Regions from separate parts of the Homo sapiens genome. Here region 2 is linked to region 1. Evidence: chromatin loops called from intact Hi-C (ENCODE). Cell type or tissue: Caco-2. All regions are shown on one strand. Links, peaks and the distances in the headings refer to the core of each region. The heading gives the core; the rest is flanking DNA.

Evidence for each region. A loop is a pair of places that touch in the nucleus more often than their neighbours do. Peaks named below come from ENCODE experiments on the same cell type or tissue, not always from the same donor. Only the 100,000 strongest peaks of a DNase experiment are listed, where the experiment ranks them.
Region 2: it touches region 1 in a loop (6-fold over the local background); 3 of 110 quality-filtered maps call a loop at or near these places.

The regions. Positions count from the first base shown.
Region 1 is chr15:53,807,100-53,815,584 of GRCh38, forward strand. No RefSeq gene overlaps it. Among named protein-coding and RNA genes, the nearest start is that of WDR72, 52 kb to the left of the region's middle. In Caco-2, for the core only: a CTCF peak has its summit at 1,187 (motif pointing right); DNase peaks (open chromatin) are centred at 3,402 and 3,761.
Region 2 is chr15:53,922,653-53,931,137 of GRCh38, forward strand. It overlaps a transcript of UNC13C not described here. Among named protein-coding and RNA genes, the nearest start is that of UNC13C, 52 kb to the right of the region's middle. In Caco-2, for the core only: no CTCF peak of the experiment used is centred there; a DNase peak (open chromatin) is centred at 3,173; H3K4me3 peaks cover 258 bases.

The DNA.
Region 1 (8,485 bases), core at 267-8,266:
AATAAAAATAAAAAATAAAAAACAACAACAAAAAAAACAAAAATTCTAATAAAGGGGCATCCTACAATATAGTTGACCAATGCTTCTCAAAATTGTTAAAGTTACAAAAATGCCAGAAAGTCTGAGAAACTGTCACAGCCAAGAGGAGCCATTTTGTTCAGTATTTTGTTTAGTATTTAGTATTTTCATTTATTTATATCCATTATGTTTCTTTCACTTCTCTGCTAATCGTACTATTTGAGTCATTTTGAGATGGGTTTATCTTGACTCTTTTTGTTCTTTAGCATTGGTCATGTGCTTCCATTTCTTTGCATGAATCATACATAATAGACTTGGAGAAGGCTGATTTTTATTCCAGTCAACAATTAACATGGCTGGACTCAAACTCCATCTGTGTCCCCTGAAGTCAACAGTTTCCCTAGGATCTGTAGTTTCCAGCTGCTGCTTTTTAACTAGTTCCCCTGTGAAGTTTAGCTGAGTGGTCAGCCTACATTTCAGGCCAATATTAGCTGCTATTTTGGGACACACCCACTACATGACCCCTTCTCTTCCAAGCTTCCTGGCTGCTCCCCAAACCCTAAACTCTGGCCTTTTATGCTTCAGAGCAGTAAGGCTGCGATGTTCTGCTGCTCTGAGCTGCTGTGCAGACTGGAGATTGTCCTCAGGCAGGAAGCTGTACATTCTCCAATCTCACCAGCTGCAATTTTTGTTTTGTGAGGGCTCCTTTCAGCAAATGGAAGGGCTGGGATCCAATCCAGGAAGTTTTGTCTCAAAGTTTGCACTCTTAATCTCTAACAATGCTTCCTCTCAAATTTATTTTCCCTGAAGATGAAATACTGGGGATAATTGCTAAACCCACTTATATTTTAGTCATAGCTAATTCTTGTGTTCTATTAAAAAAACAACAACAGAGAATTAACTCGGAGATTCTGATTGCCCCTCAAATCATGCCGTATAGTCTACAGTCATGCTCTTTATGAGAGAACACAAAATAGAAACCTACATCAAGATATCTTGATTGTAGGGCTGGCTCTACCATTAAGTTCATATGTACCTTTGGTAAACTGTCTCTTATCTCTCAGCTCCAGTTTACTCACCTGTGAAATGGAGTGATAGTACATTTTACTCTAACAGTAAAGTTACAGAACCATCAGAAGTCATCCACCTGTGTATTTCCTTTTAGTCTCCACTAGAGGGAGAAGCAATACCAAACAGATTTGCTAAAAATAAAAAACAAAAAACCTGACATAGAATCTCCAGTGTCAGTTTATTTAAACATTTTTTTCTGATTATTGAACCCTCTTCATTATAGAAAATGTAGAACATATGAAGAAGCATAAATAACCAGAAAACATCGCCAAAAAAAAAAATCACTGTTGTGTACATTTTTCATCTCTTTTGGCTGCCTGACATCAGAACCTCTTTCGCTGTAGAGGTGAAAATCCCTGCTTTCCCTACCTCCTCTTGCAGCTGGGATGTGGACACATGACTGAGGTTCTGCCCCAGAAGTGGGTCTGAAAACAAGAGAGCATAAGCAGGAAAGAATCCACGCTGGTAAGAGGTGCAGCGCCAGGGAGTAGCAGTGACCTTGGCTCCTGAGGCGGCAACGTCAGTGATGCAGGGGGCACTGATGAAGCCCTGCCCTGCCCCTGGCCCAGTTCATTTGGGAACTGGGGTTTATTGAGTTTCATGGATCTTTCACCAAATTGAGGAAATTTTCAAACAATGGATGGCACAGTGGGACCTCACTAAACTGCTTTTGGGACGATTTTGAACATTGCTCTTGGATTCTTGAACTGGCTTCCTTTTAGCCCTTTGTGCCACGCCCAACCACTTCCTGCCTCGAGAGTCCGTGAACTATTTAAAATCTTCTTTTTAAATCTCCTTTTTACTGTTTAAAACAACTAGTTTTTTTTTCTTCTTCTAGTACTTGCAACGATAAATCTTACCCGAAGCCAACTTTCCTGGAGACAATCACTGTTGGTATTTTGGTAAATTTTAAGAGAGTCTTTAAATAATTTTAAAGAATTTGTTAAAGAGAGGGATGTATGGGCTCCAATACAAGTTCCCCAGATGTATTTTTTAAAGTGTTCCAGGTTCATCGAGATGTATTATGGTTGGAGGACCTCTAGTCTTCTGGATACCTCCACTGGAATGTGGATATTCCATGAAGCTGAGTTCACTTCATAACCTGAAAGTTTGCTTCACTTCCTGTATTCCCTCCTCCCACCCACCTTTTTAATGGAGCCTTCTAGTTACCTAAGTTAGATATCTCGGAGACCTCTTTGCCTACTGTCTTTCCCTCACATTCTATACTTAATCGTTTACATTTATATTTTATCGATGTCTGCATTTTACTGCTGCCTGTTACCTGAGGTGTAATACAGATTTCAGCTGGTTTAGAACTAGATTCTAATGTGGCTAATACGTGGAGCTAGTTTTTTCTTCTCATCTTATCTCCATGACCTCTAATTGTTCTGACAGACTGATTTTCAGGAAAATTGAGGACACTGATGGTCGTAAAGCATGAACTCTCTTCACATTTGGAGTTCAGACAGGGCTGCCAAATTGAGAGTTAGGTTACAGGCAGGTAAGAAAGTATCAGGTTGGTGCAAAAGTAATTGCGGTTTTACCAGTACTTTTAATGGCAAAACCGCAATTACTTTTGTACCAACCTAACACACACACAGAGAATTCATTCTAAGCCGGGAAGTTACCTAGCATGGACCTTCAGCCTCACCCAAAGGGACTAAGGGTCAGAGTGGTGCAAGGTACCATGTAGTAATTGGTAGGTAAACCCATTCCAGCTCAGCTATCCTGGTGATATGTGTGTTCCCTGGGAAAAAACAAAAATGAATTGTTTGTACCCTAAAGACCTCTGTCACTAAACTCTATAGCACCCCATTGCTCAATCTACCCTGCTATGGATGCCCCTCAAATACAACAGGGGTAGGGGCCAGGGGGATGAAACTCCTTTCCACTTAATAAGAGATTGCTGGGCACGTGCTGTACCCTGAGGACCAAGAGCAGTGGTGGCCAGAGAAAATCAGCAAATTTCTAATTTCATCGTGGAAGATGCTAATGGCAAGCAGCAACCTGAAATTTTTGTTGTTGTTCTGTAAACATATATAAGAAATCGGTTGCAAACTCCCAGACATTTTTTGGAGTGTCTGTGCAGAGGAAGTGCTGCTTCTCTAATGCCCAACCTTGTTTTTACTAACCCTGCTTTTTGACTCTCCCTTAGCTAAGAGAGCCAGACAGACTCCATCTTGGCTCTTTCACTGGCAGCCCCTTCCTCAAGGACTTAACTTGTGCAAGCTGACTCCCAGCACATCCAAGAATGCAATTAACTGATAAGATACTGTGGCCAGCTATATCCGCAGTTCGTCCAGGAATTCGTCCGATTGATAACACCCAAAGCTCCGCGTCTATCACCTTGTAATAGTCTTAAAGCCCCTGCACCTGGAACTGTTTACTTTCCTGTAACCATTTATCCTTTTAACTTTTTTGCCTACTTTACTTCTGCAAAATTGTTTTAACTAGACCCCCCCTCCCCTTTCTAAACCAAAGTATAAAAGAAAATCTAGGTCCTTCTTCAAAGCCGAGAGAACTTTGAGCATTAGCCGTCTCTTGGCCACCAGCTAAATAAACGGACTCTTAATTCATCTCAAAGTGTGGCATTTTCTCTAACTCGCTCAGGTACAACATTTGGAGGCCCCAGTGAGACTATATTCAGGTACAACACTTCTGCAGGTGGCACTTGGAGCTAGTAAGATTAGAAGATAAGGGTACATGTAACTCAATCTGCCCTCGCAGGTTTGTGAGGTTAGAGAGCCCCAGCTTCCATAGACGCCTCAAATGTGTCTCCATCCCTCTCCTCTCCATGCTGCTGCTTATGTTAGCTCTTCATTATTTCTCACCTGGAATACTGTGCCAGCCTCTTAACCTGGATCCTGCCTTCTGTCTTTCTCCAACTTTTAATCCATGCTCCACGAGTGCCAGATTAATTTTCTGTGGCACAAGTTAGATTATGTCATTCTTCTGCTTAAAATCACAATGGCTTTCCATTTTCTTTAAAAAAGCATCTGATCTCCTATTGATTTGCAAGATTTTTTTATGATTTGGCTTCAGTTATGCTGCATAGACCTTTCCTGAATTCAGCTTTCCCATCTGGCACCTTACACTTTCGTCATACTTTACTGTTGGTGGTTTCATGAGCTTAGCATGTATTTTATATTTGTGCATTTGAATGTCTTCCTTATCTTTAGATGACTAAAAGAGTTAACTAAAATGTTTGACACAATTCGTTTTATAGGAGAGTCACAATTAAATCCTCTAAAAATTGGTCTTTAGCAAAAAAAGCACAAATCTTTCTTTTTATTCAGAGCCAAGCATCATCTTGTATATGTGCATTTACAGCATTAGCAGTATCTCTGGATCCAACTATTTAATTGTGAGGATCCACTTTGAATAGTTTGTGTTTGGGGTTAAGAGTCATGTTTTCTGTCCACTTGAGGCACAACTTCCTTTTTAAATTTTTGACTCTTTGAGAACTTTTAAAGTGGGAATCAGAAAGAAATTTATACTGTCTTGATAGATACCTTAAGACTGTCTGTCCACCAGATGTCACCCTGACTTCTTAAGAGCCATAGAAAACAAAAGAGCTAGACTTCCTTGTTTGTTATTTTTGACAGTGCATATATAAACTGATGATAGATTAAGTCTTAAATAGGGGCCGGGACAGGTGGGATTGGAAAAAAAAAAACCAAGGTTTATTTCCTTATATATGTGAGACGGAGTTTCTCTTTTGTTGCCCAGGCTGGAGTGCAATGATCTCGGCTCACTGCAACCTCTGCCTCCTGGGTTCAAGCGATTCTTCTGCCTCAGCCTCTGGAGTAGCTGGGATTACAGGTGAGTGCCACCATGCCCGGCTGATTTTTTGTGTTTTTAGTAGAGACACAGTTTCACCATGTTGGCCAGGCTGGTCTCGAAGTCCTGCCCTCAGGTGATACAGCCACCTCGGCCTCCTAAAGTGCTGGGATTACAGGCGTGAGCTACCACACCCGGCCTTTATTTTTTTGATTTTATTAATTCAACTTTTATTTTAGATGCAGTGGGTGCATGTGCAGATTTGTTGCATGGGAATATTGCTTGGTGCTGAGGTATGGAGTAGGAATCTCAAAAATTACCGAGATAGTGAGCATAGTACCTGACAGGTAGATTTCTAACCCACCCCTCCACCCTGTAGTATTCCATGGTGTCTATTGTTCCCATGTTTATGTCCATGTGTCCTCAATAAAACCCAAGTCTTTATGTTTCTCCAAATCCCTGCTTACCTGAGAGAGGCAGCACCTTTCTAGATAACACTGTCAATTCAACTTTCCTTTCACTGCTTAGTTATAGTTTTAAAAGTACTCTCAGTTAAATTCACAATTCAATTTACAAAACTTTTGCAAATAACCTAAAGTACATGGCCATTCTGCAGATCACATAAGGCTTCTCTTAATTTCAGTGAAACATCTATTTAGACATCATTCACGGTGATAGTCTTTGATGGAGGACCATTGACACAACTTCCAATCAAGTCAGACTGCTGGGTGGTCTCACAAACAAGCAACATGTGTTTTGCTTTTACTAGTCTCTATTATTACAAATAACATTTTTCACTGTCAACAATTAGCATCCTTTTATTCTGCTCTAATTTCCCCTTCTTTTAAGGATTCATCTATTGTGAGCTTTAATTGGTGTATGGGCGTGTGTGAGTGCTCATACACTCTATAATAACAAACCAGAACTGCCCTTTCTCATCAGAGATTTTCTACTATCTTCCAAACCGTGTACTTTGATATTTTAATTGTTTACAGCCGGGCACAGTGGCGCGCGCCTGTAATCCCAGCTACTCGGAAGGCTGAGGTGGAAGAATTACCTGAGCCCAGGAGGTGGAGACTACAGTGAGCAGAGATTGTACCACTGGCACTCCAGCCTGGGCAACAGAGTACCACTGCACTCCAGCCTGTAAAACAGAGACCCTGTTTCAAAATAATTAAGTGTGGATAAAGAACCAAAACTTATGTAGCATCTACCGTATGTCAGGCACTTTATATATATGATCCAAATATGAGTTAAAGTCTTCTTTGTTTTCTGAGAGATTTGCCCCTGATTGATAGAAAATCCCAACCTGGTTGGGTGCCATGGCTCACGCCTTGTAATCCCAACACTTTGGGAGGTCAAGGCAGGAGGATTGCTTGAACTCAGGGGTTCAAGACCAGCCTGGACAACATAGTGAGACTTTGTCTCTATAAAAGAAAAAAGAAAAAAAGAAAATCCCATCCCATGCAGAGTGAGAAAACATCTGCCTGAGAATTCTTTTTCTTTTTTTCTTTCTTTTTTTTTAAGACAGAGCTTTGATCTTTCGCCCAGGCTGGAGTGCAGTGGCACAATCTCAGCTCATTCCAACCTCCACCTCCCAGGTTCAAGTGATTCTCCCGCCTCAGCCTTGGAAGTAGCTGGGAGTACAGGTGTGTGCCACCATGCCCTGGCTAATTTTTGTATTTTAATAGAGATAGGGTTTCACTACGATGGCCAGGCTGGTCTCGAATTCCTGGGATCAAGTGATCCACCCTCCTCGGCATCCCAGAGTGCTAGGATTACAGGCGTGAGCCACTGTACCCAGCCTGTCTGAGAATTCTTTTTTGTTTTCTTTGAGACGGGGTCTTGCTCTGTCACCCAGGCTGGAGTGCAGTGGTGCAATCATAGCTCCCTGCAGTCTTGAACTCCTGGGCTCAAGTATCCTCTTCCCTCAGCCTCCCAAATAGATGGGACTACAGTAAAGTGACATCATTCCTGGGCTAATTTTATTTTTGGTGGAGATAGGGTTTCACTATGTTGCCCAGGCTGGTCTTGAGCTCCTGGTCTTGAGTGATCGTCCTGCCTCAGCCTCCCAAAGTGCTGGAATTACAGGCATGAGCCACTGTGCCTGGCCCATCTGAGAATTCTTGTTGGCAGAGAGAGTGGTGGATGGCTCAGTTTTCTTGCTTGCTTGCTTGCTTGCTTGCTTGTCTTTCTTCCTGTCTTTCTTTCTTTTTCTATTAAAAAACAAACAGATTAATTGACCTTTAACTTTTAAACCAAAAAAATAAAAACAACAACAACAAAAAAACTGTACATATTTAACATACGCATAATTTGATGAGCCTGGACATAAGCATACACCAGTGAAGTCATCACTACAATCAAGTAATAGATATAACTACCATCTCTAAAAGTTTCCTTGTTTCTCTTTGTTTTGTTTTGTTGTTTGTTGTTGTTGTTGTAAGGACACCTAACATGAGATGCACTTCCTTAACAAATTTTTAAGTGCGCTATACAGTATTGGTAACTATATGTTCTGTGTTGTACAGCAGATCTCTAGAACTTATTCATCAAGCATGACTGAAACTTTATTCCCATTGAAAGGCAACTCTCAATTTCCCACTCCCGCCAGCCTCTGGTACCCTTCATTCTACCGTCTGTTTTTTTCTGTGGTTATGACTATTTTAGATAACTCACATAAGTGGAATCACACTTTATTTGTCCCTCAGTGGCTGTCTTATTTCACTTAGAATAATGTTCTCTAGATTCATCCATGTTTTGTCACAAATGGCAGGATTTCCTTCTTTTCAAAAGCTAATATTCCATTGTATTATACTATGCTTTCTTTCTCCAAGCTTGGCTTTCTACAATAGCTTTGCTATTGTAACTAACACTGCAATAAATGTAGGACTGCAGATATCTTATCAAGATCTTTATTTTAATATTTTACATATATACGCACAAGTGGGATTGCTAGGTCCTATGGTAATTCTGTTTTTAACTTTTGGAAGAACCTTCATATTCTTTTTGATTGCACTATTTTACAAGGATTCCCTTTTCTCCACATCCTTACCAATGGTTATTATCTTTTTTTTTTATAATGGTCATACTAACAGGTGTGAGATGATATCTTGTGTGGTTTTTGTTTTCATTTCCCTGATTATTGGTGATGTTGAGCACCTTTTCATGTATTTACTGGCCATACACTGAGGGAAAGGAGAGTCTTTTCAATAAATGGTGCTGGGAAAACAAGTTATCTACGTGCAAAATTATAAAATTGGACACCTATTTTTATACCATACACAAAAATAAAGACAAAATGAATTAAAGGCTTAAATGTAAAAACTGAAATTATAAAACTACCGGAAGAACAAATAGGGTAAAGTTTCTTGACATTGGTGTTGGCAATGATTTCTTGGATATGATACCAAAAGCAGAGACAAACAAAACCAAAATATACAAATGGGATTGCTGTAAACTAAAAAGTTGAATGAGAGAAAATATTTACAAACCATATATTTAATAAGGAGCTAAGGGCCAAAAACAAAAACAAACAAACAAAAAAACTCCTACAACTTAGTAACGTCAACAACAACAACAACAACAACAACAAGAACCCAACGAAGTTTAAAAA
Region 2 (8,485 bases), core at 143-8,142, 120 kb after region 1:
CAGAGTACCATGCTTACGTATTACAGAGGACGTCGCTAACCATAAACTATTGACTTACATCAACAGAGCATGCAATATTGAAGAAAGAAACAATGGGATGTCAGAAACTTTTATTTGCAGTATTTTTAATTTCAGTGATTAACTGTGATTTTTAAATAAGACATTTAATCTTTCTGTGTCTTACCAGAAAAGTTGGATTGAACTAGGCTATAGCTGAGAACTTTTTTGCTCAAAATATTTTGAGAATATAAGTATTCATTACTTACCAGAAGCGATTATTAATGGTGAAATGCATAAGGTGATCAGTAGTTCTTGTTTACTAAGCCACTCTATACATTGTTCTAGAGGCTTTCTATTAAAATATTTCAGTCTCAGGTTTGTAGAGACCTCCCATGGGAATTAATGTATTCATTTGCATTTATATGTTTGTTAATTTCAAGAGGAATAAAATACTACCCTTTCCATTCCTTGTTGCTGAACTACTGCTTAATCTGTAAGATTCAGATCAAATGACATAATTTCTGCAAAGCTGTCCCATTCACCCAGGTGGAAACAATCACATCTAAAGCCCTTAGCTATACCACTCACCAAAAGGTAATGTGATTATTTTTGTGATGTATACAAGACTGACGTAGCCTCAGAATCCAGACTACTGCCTGGCATATAATAGATGCCCAATAATTATTTACTGGATGAAAAAAGACTCTAGAAAAATTTATTAAGTCTCTGTGTATCTGTCAGTGAATGTAGTAGACAGAACAATTTACAGATTCTTCCATGATAGAAGGATACATTTATGGTAGAAACAATAATGAAGAGGATTGTGATAACTTGACTAACCAACAGCCTTGATAACTTGAAGGATACTTCCCCTATGACCCTTGAGCCATCCTCTAAAAGCAGCCCTGCAACCCATACATTGCATCTTCCTTCAATATTAGCTGTCTCTACAGAGCTCACATTGTTTTCTGGTGGAAATCATTTATTTAGAGCTGCAGAGAGTAGGATTCAGTTGGAAAGAGATGAGTGCACAGAGAGCATGGGATATTGGGAGAGAGTGTGCTTCTTCCTTGGAATGGAACTAACACCTTAAGAATCATCTCTGTTTGTAAGTGCTCCAAGGCTGCTTCTCAGGCACTTTCCTCCCACGCTTAGCACATTTGGATAGATGGAGCTAGAGTTAATTCACCGCAGATGAGCAACCAATAGCAATTTAGGTTCTAAGTTGATTAATCCAGGTAAGGGCAAAGGTTATTCAAGAGAGACAGCACGGGCTGGGCGCGGTGGCTCGCGCCTGTAATCCCAGCACTTTGGGAGGCTGAGGAAGGCAGATCACCTGAGGTCGGGAGTTCGGGACCAGCCTAACATGGTGAAACCCCATCTCTACTAAAAACACACAAAAAAATTAGCCGGGTGTAGTGGTGGGCGCCTGTAATCCCAGCTACTTGGGAGGCTGACACAGGAGTATCGCTTGAACCCAGGAGACGGAGGTTGCAGTGAGCCGAGATCACACCATTGCACTCCAACCTGGGCAACAGAGTGAGACTTTATCTCAAAAAAACAAAACAAACAAACAAAAAACAAAAACAAAAAAAGAGATAGCACGGCACAGTTCAGTGCTAATAGACTAGATTTGTTTCCGGTGTTGCCATTTACCAGCTGTGTGACCTTGCAGAAACCTCGTAATCTTTTTGAGATTCAGCTCTTCATTTGTAAAAAGGGAGGAATGATGCTTTCCCTTTTCTTTCATGAAATTGTTGTGAAGCTCAACTTAGGAAATAAATAGCTAAATGTTTATAAGTGTAAAATATTAACCTTTTCCATTTATATTTTTATGAATTAAGGAAATAATGACAGAGCAAATTAAGGAAATAGTGAGAGGGTGCACTGTATTTTTAGCCTGTAGTAAGGATAAATTTTAGTTTTGTGTAATAACAACAATGCTGATTATCTTGTGCTTTGTTTAACCTAAATAATTATGTAATTTACTCAGAAAATTACAGTGACTTGATATGCCATACAAACTGGCTTTTAGTTAGAAAAGCTAAAAGCAAGAGGTATCCTTTCCTAATCCCAAAGAAAGCCTATATTTCATTTGACTAAAATCAAAGACTTTTGAACACTGAATCATTTTGAACACAAAATTCAAACACCAATTCTTATCACAATCAAAATTTACTTTTTAAAGCACAAATAAATTCTGTTGATACCAAAAATTAATGTTTTCCCTTTAAGATGGAATGTTGTTTATAAACTATGTGTTTAGGGTTATATGGTTATACGTGTTTTCTAGCCTGCCTATAACTAAGATTCTCAAGGTGAGATGGGATTTAAGCTATCAATAGAAAATTGTGCTTTCACAGCTGTTATGGGCCAGATATTGAATCAGAAGTTTGTTTCAGTCAATGGTTCTTATAAAGAGAAAACAGCACTTAGTTTCATGGGGAATGTCACAGAAAAAGGGGAATCTGTTTACATTATTTTGTGTCTTTAATGGAGGGAATAAATGTAACCAGCTGATGTGACTGGGATGTTCATGGATTTTTACAGTAATTACATGAGATTCTTATTTCAGATAGTCTCTCATAGGGTAGATATCCTCCCAAAATAAAGGTAAAAGAAAGTATACATCTTTTCTTGTTATAAAATTTAAATGCTATAGTCTATAAAAGAGGAAACACAACAAGACACTTTGTTTGGGACCTGTCAAGATTTCAAACCCCAAAGGGTCTGTGTTTGGCAACACAGCCTGTCCTTCCCATGAGCCAGAGGCTTGTTTTCTCTGTAGCAGTTAGCATTGGCCACACACCTGGATTTGGAAGGACTTCTGAGGTGAGAAAAAACTCACTTTAGAGCTTTAGTATAAAGCTTGTCTTGCAGAATAGAAGTGTCAAGCAGGATAGAAGTGTGTTTGCATGTTAAATTCCGGCTTTTCTTAAACTCCTTAGAAAGACAGACTATCTCTTTTGTTTACATTTTAAAGACATAGCTCTCCCCGTAAAATGACAGGCTCCGAGAGTCTAGCTGCCTCATTTAATCTGTAGTGTCGGGAGAAACAATCCCTGGTGAAAATGTAAACACCAGACTATTATTTACCAGTGACACTAGCTCGCAGCCTAATCTTCAGGTGTCTCCGAAATCTATTTTTAAAGAAAGATCTTCCTTGTTCGGATCTTGTGAATGATCGCCATGCCTGACCAGGTGCTTCTCTTTTGTGACTATTCCTGGCTAGGCCTGTAAAATATGAAATGAATTTGCAGACAAGGCTTCCTTATCTGACTCCAAGAACTTTGTTCCCTTGAAGAGCAACCACGGATTTTGATCAAACCCCAGTGGGAACACAACATATTTTTAAAAGACACCTATCTGGGAGCTTACAAAGCATATTTGTAAGTAATGAATGCATTTGGCCAGGAGCAATACTATTCTTGTTGATTAAAACAAGATGATTTAGTTTTTTAGTTTTTGTTTTTTTTTTCAATGGGGTTAGTATGACTCATAGACATTAAAGCAGAGGTGCTTTCTGAAGAAGGTGTAGGGAGCAGAATCATTATTTTCCCAGAGTTTAATACAAAATAGTCATCTTCAAGGGAGGGTAGGTAATTGTGAAATGGAAAAATAATTTGTAGGATTTGGAATTACAAGCCCTGGATTTGAATAATGGCTGCATGATCCTAGGGAAACCACTTGATTTTTGAAACCTCAGTTCTCTCACATGTGAGAATAATTATTTTTCTTTTATTCTGTGGATCAAAAAAGGGATATCATATGTTTTAAAGTGTTCTATGTATATTAAGGCATCATGATATCACTGCTAATACTATTGAGAGGGGAAGGAAAACACGTAGAGGATAATGAAACAGAAATATTTGTTGTATCCTATATTCCATGCTAGTTATTATGCTATGTATCAAAGAGATAAGGATACAGGACACAGTCACTGGCCTCAAAAAGCATGCCTAATAGGGGAAGGAGGCTTGTCAGAAATATTGCAAGGCAGTGTGGTAAATGGAATAATAGAGATATCTGCCAGATTCTATGACAGCACCACAAAGGAAGCGAGTAACTTGGCTTGGCTTAAAAGGAAGAAGATACCAATCTTTAATGCCTGAATGATTGGTGGGAGTTCACTTCATGTTCCAGAGAGAAGGACATTCCAGAGAGAAGGGCATGGGGGAATGGAACGGCAGGACAGGATCAGGGATCTGCCAATAGTTTTCCGTGCCTATAGCTCTGCCCTTATGTGGGATAAACTGAGTTGGACTGGACAGGTAAGCAGGTGCTGGATTACGGAGGGTTACTTTCCGTGAGTAAGCATTTTCCTCCAGAAAAAGGTCTTAAGCAGATAGATTGTCATCCATTTATTTAACACCCACTTATACAGTATTGTACTTTCTATATTCCAGGCACTGTTCTAAGAGCTTTATAAATGTTAACTCATTTCATCCTCATAACCACCAGGCAAAGTAGATACTATTTTTATTCCAATTTAATTCTGAGGAATACAAAACAGAAAAGTTAAGTAACACTCCCAAGATGACAAAACTAGTGAGTGATGGAATCAGGATTTAACCTAGGCTCTGGAGTCCACGTTTTTAACCACTTCACTCTGCTGCCACTCAGGGTTAGTTCCATGGAGATCACTTTGTTTGCTATGCAGGGAATGGACTGGAGAGGAGGAAAGGCTGTAGGCAAGGAGAACAGTTGGGATGTGGGTGTAAGAGTCCAGATAAGAAATGATGCATCAGTGAGGTAAGAGAGAGGGACTGAACAGGTTCAAAGGATATGTTTGGAGATAGAATTGATAGCAACTGGCATGGACTGACTGTAGAGTGTAAGGGAGAAGGAGCTAAACATCTCAGTTGTCAGGGTGGGTGATAATTCCACTAACAAGACACTTATTAGAGTAAGAATGGGAGGAGAAATGTCATGTGGACTTGAAAGCAGCTGTGGAATATGAAGGTGCCATGTACAGAACACAAGTGGTTATTTGAAGCTGGAATTTCAAAGGAGGGTTCTGAGCCTGAAATTTAGATTTGGGAGTCATCAGTAGAAGTTGTGGGTATGTGTGTGATTGCCCAGGGAAGTTTTAGAAATGGATCCCTACTGGCTTGATCTGACTTGCAGATGTAAGTAGATGGTTTTGCTTCCTTTGGCATAAACTGAGAAGAGCAGGGAGCTTGGAAGAGAATTCCAGGGAGAGCCAGCTACCATCATGTCTCTAAGAGTAGAAGAATGAGAAGAAGCAAAGTAAATGATAGAATGCGCAAAATTATATCACTGTCTTCTGCCAGCAACTAGTTGAAATAGACATGTAAGTACTCAAAGTTTGACAACTTCAGAAATAATAGTTTATTAAAGAAGGGATAAAGGACGTCTACATGTTGAGGATTTCAGCACAGAGATTGCCGAGACCAGCTCAGTCGGGGAGACCCTAACCCAGTGGCGCTAGAGGAATTAAAGACACACACACAGAAATATAGAGGTGTGAAGTGGGAAATCAGGGGTCTCACAGCCTTCAGAGCTGAGAGCCCCGAACAGAGATATACCCACATATTTATTAACAGCAAACCAGTCATTAGCATTGTTTCTATAGATATTAAATTAACTAAAAGTATCCCTTATGGGAAATGAAGGGATGGGCCAAATTAAAGGAATAGGTTGGGCTAGTTAACTGCAGCAGGAACAGGCCCTTAAGATACAGATCTCTCATGTTATTGTTTGTGGCTTAAGAATGCCTTTAAGCGGTTTTCTGCCCTGGGCGAGCCAGGTGTTCCTTGCCCTCATTCCTGTAAACCCACAACCTTCCAGCTTGGGCATTAGGGCCATTATGAACACGTTACAGTACTGCAGAGATTTTGTTTATGGCCAGTTTTGGGGCCAGTTTATGGCCAGATTTTGGGGGCTTGCTCCCAACAGAGATAGAATATCTAACTATGTAAAAAAAAAAGTTCTATTTAGACTCTCCTGGAAGGACATTTGAATATGTCTACTTTGAGCTTTGTTACAAGCAAGGTGAATGTGAGTTCTTGCAGTTGGGATTAATCATACAGTTTGGTTCACAGGGATGAGCTTTCTAAGTGCATTTCTGGAGGTACTGCTGCTTTCACAGAGTACTGGGAGCTCTAACTTAGCATTTCACCCACTGTATAAGTGATCTTAACATACAAAAGATTATGTCAGTGGAATAACCAACAATTTCAAGAGAAGAGCATGTTCTTTATGTTCTCTTTGGGAAGACTTCACGTTGAAATTCAGCCTTGAAGACAGTGGTGATGATTACATCATGACAAGAGTCATGAAAGAAAAGGATCATACTTAGTGTTTGCTGGGTGATATTATAGGGATTGTATTAGTCTGTTCTCATGCTGGTAATAAAGACATACCTAAGACTGGGTAATTTATAAAGGAAAGAGGTTTAATGGATTCACGGTTCCACACTGCTGGGGAGGCCTCACAATCCTGGCAGAAGGCAAAGGAAAGCGAAGGCACATCTTACATGGTGGCAGGCAAGAGAGCTTGTGTAGGGGAACTCCCTTTATAAAACCATCAGATCTTGTGAGACTTATTCACTATCAAAAGAACAGCATAGGAAAGTCCCACCCCCATGATTCAATTACCTCCCAGTAGGTCACTCCCATGACATGTGAGAAATATGGGAGCTACAATTCCAGATGAGATTTGGGTGGGGACACAGCCAAACCATATCATTTTTACCTCATTGTACCATGTAATTTTGAAATGCCACTAAGAAAAAATGATATCACCAGAGACTTTTTTGGTGAGTGTATTTACCTCAGTAATGTTAAAGCATCAACTACTAAAATTTAGAATGATACAGTAAGAAGTCATTTTGATTAGAAAAAAATTAATATTTAGAAATGTTTAACATAGATCAGCTTAGACCTCAATATTTTTAGGTGCGTGTGGTAGGGCAGACTACATTTAATTTGGGCCTTGCTCTTGTACTTACTACTTAACTATCAGCAGAATTTTAAGAGGAAAACTTCTATGTTTGAATATTTCAAGTACAGTGAATTTGATTATAAACACTTTAGAGACAAACTGTTTCCATTATAATAAAAGTCATGTTATCTGGCACTGCACCCATTGGAAAGTTTTAGAAACCAGCATTTTTCAAATGTAGCTCTTCATTCTTGAAACTTGTTTCAACACTACAACTAAAGCAACAGGCTAGAATTCCTATGAGAATAATATCAAAAAGAACAAAAATAAGATGCTACCGGTGATACAGAAGGAGAGAACTGTGATGTCATTTATTTTAGATATATCTTACTGTGTAACAAACTACTCATAACAAAGGCTGAAAATGACAATGGTTTATTATCTGTCACCATTCTGTGCATTGCCTGAGTGGTCCTTCTGCTCTGGTCACTCAGCTGGCCGCCTTGACCTGGTAACTGGGCTGGAATGAAGCATGCAAGGTGGCCTTTCTCACATGTCTGGGGCCTTGAAGCTGACTGTCAGCTAAGCTGATTGATTTCTCCTCCAGAGTTTCATGTGTCCTCTCTCTCCACAGTTTCTTCACATGGCCCCTTTCTTCATGGCCTCTCTCTTCCTCATAGCACGACAGTTGAGCTCCCAGAGAGCAGGAGTAGATACTACCAGTCCTCTCAATGTCTAGACTTCGAACTCACACAAGCCCCTACCATTGCATTCTATTGGTCAAAGCAAATCACAAGGCCAGATTCAAAGGAGGGGAAATAATCTTTACCTCTTGATGGAAGGAGTGGCCTGTAACTAAAAGAACTGGTGGAATTGCTGGTGACCATCTTTGGAGATAATCAACCATATCATTAAGAGTAGATTTTCTGGGAAGAGGGCTGCTTTGGCTCTTTCTAGGGCAGTGGTAAATACACAAACACTGGTACTTATTAAAAATCTGAATACACAAACTAAATACACAAACACTGGTACTTATAAAACACCCTATTGGTCTGTCTGTGCTGGGAAAAATTGTTCCTCAGTAGCCTTTGCTGGATTTTATTAGATCTGCCCCTTTGTACTCACACTTTATACTCATTACTTGACAGAATCATTATAATATACAAAATTTAAGATTATACTGTACTAAAGATTACATTTCTACTAAGTGTTAGGTTAAATGCTGGGGAAACAGCCATAAACAGCCAGACATAGTTGCTTCCCTCATGCATTTTAGTACTGAGATCTTAAGGTACTTTTTCAGTGTAAAGATTTTTAGAGCATGGAAATAAAAGTAAGATTTACACTCAAATGAAGTTATTGTCGACCTCTGCAGAGAACACTTAGTTTTGTCAAATGAAAAATACTCTCTAGTCAAAATGAGCTTTTGCTAAATTAAATATTCTTAATTTAAAGGGACACTTAAGAGATTTGCCAGGGAAAGAACCAGCAGTTGACAACTGTCGAATGCCATTCAATGACAGTGACTTCTGCTTAAGTGAGATGAGCTTACCATCTCAGACAGAAAGTTGTTTTATTT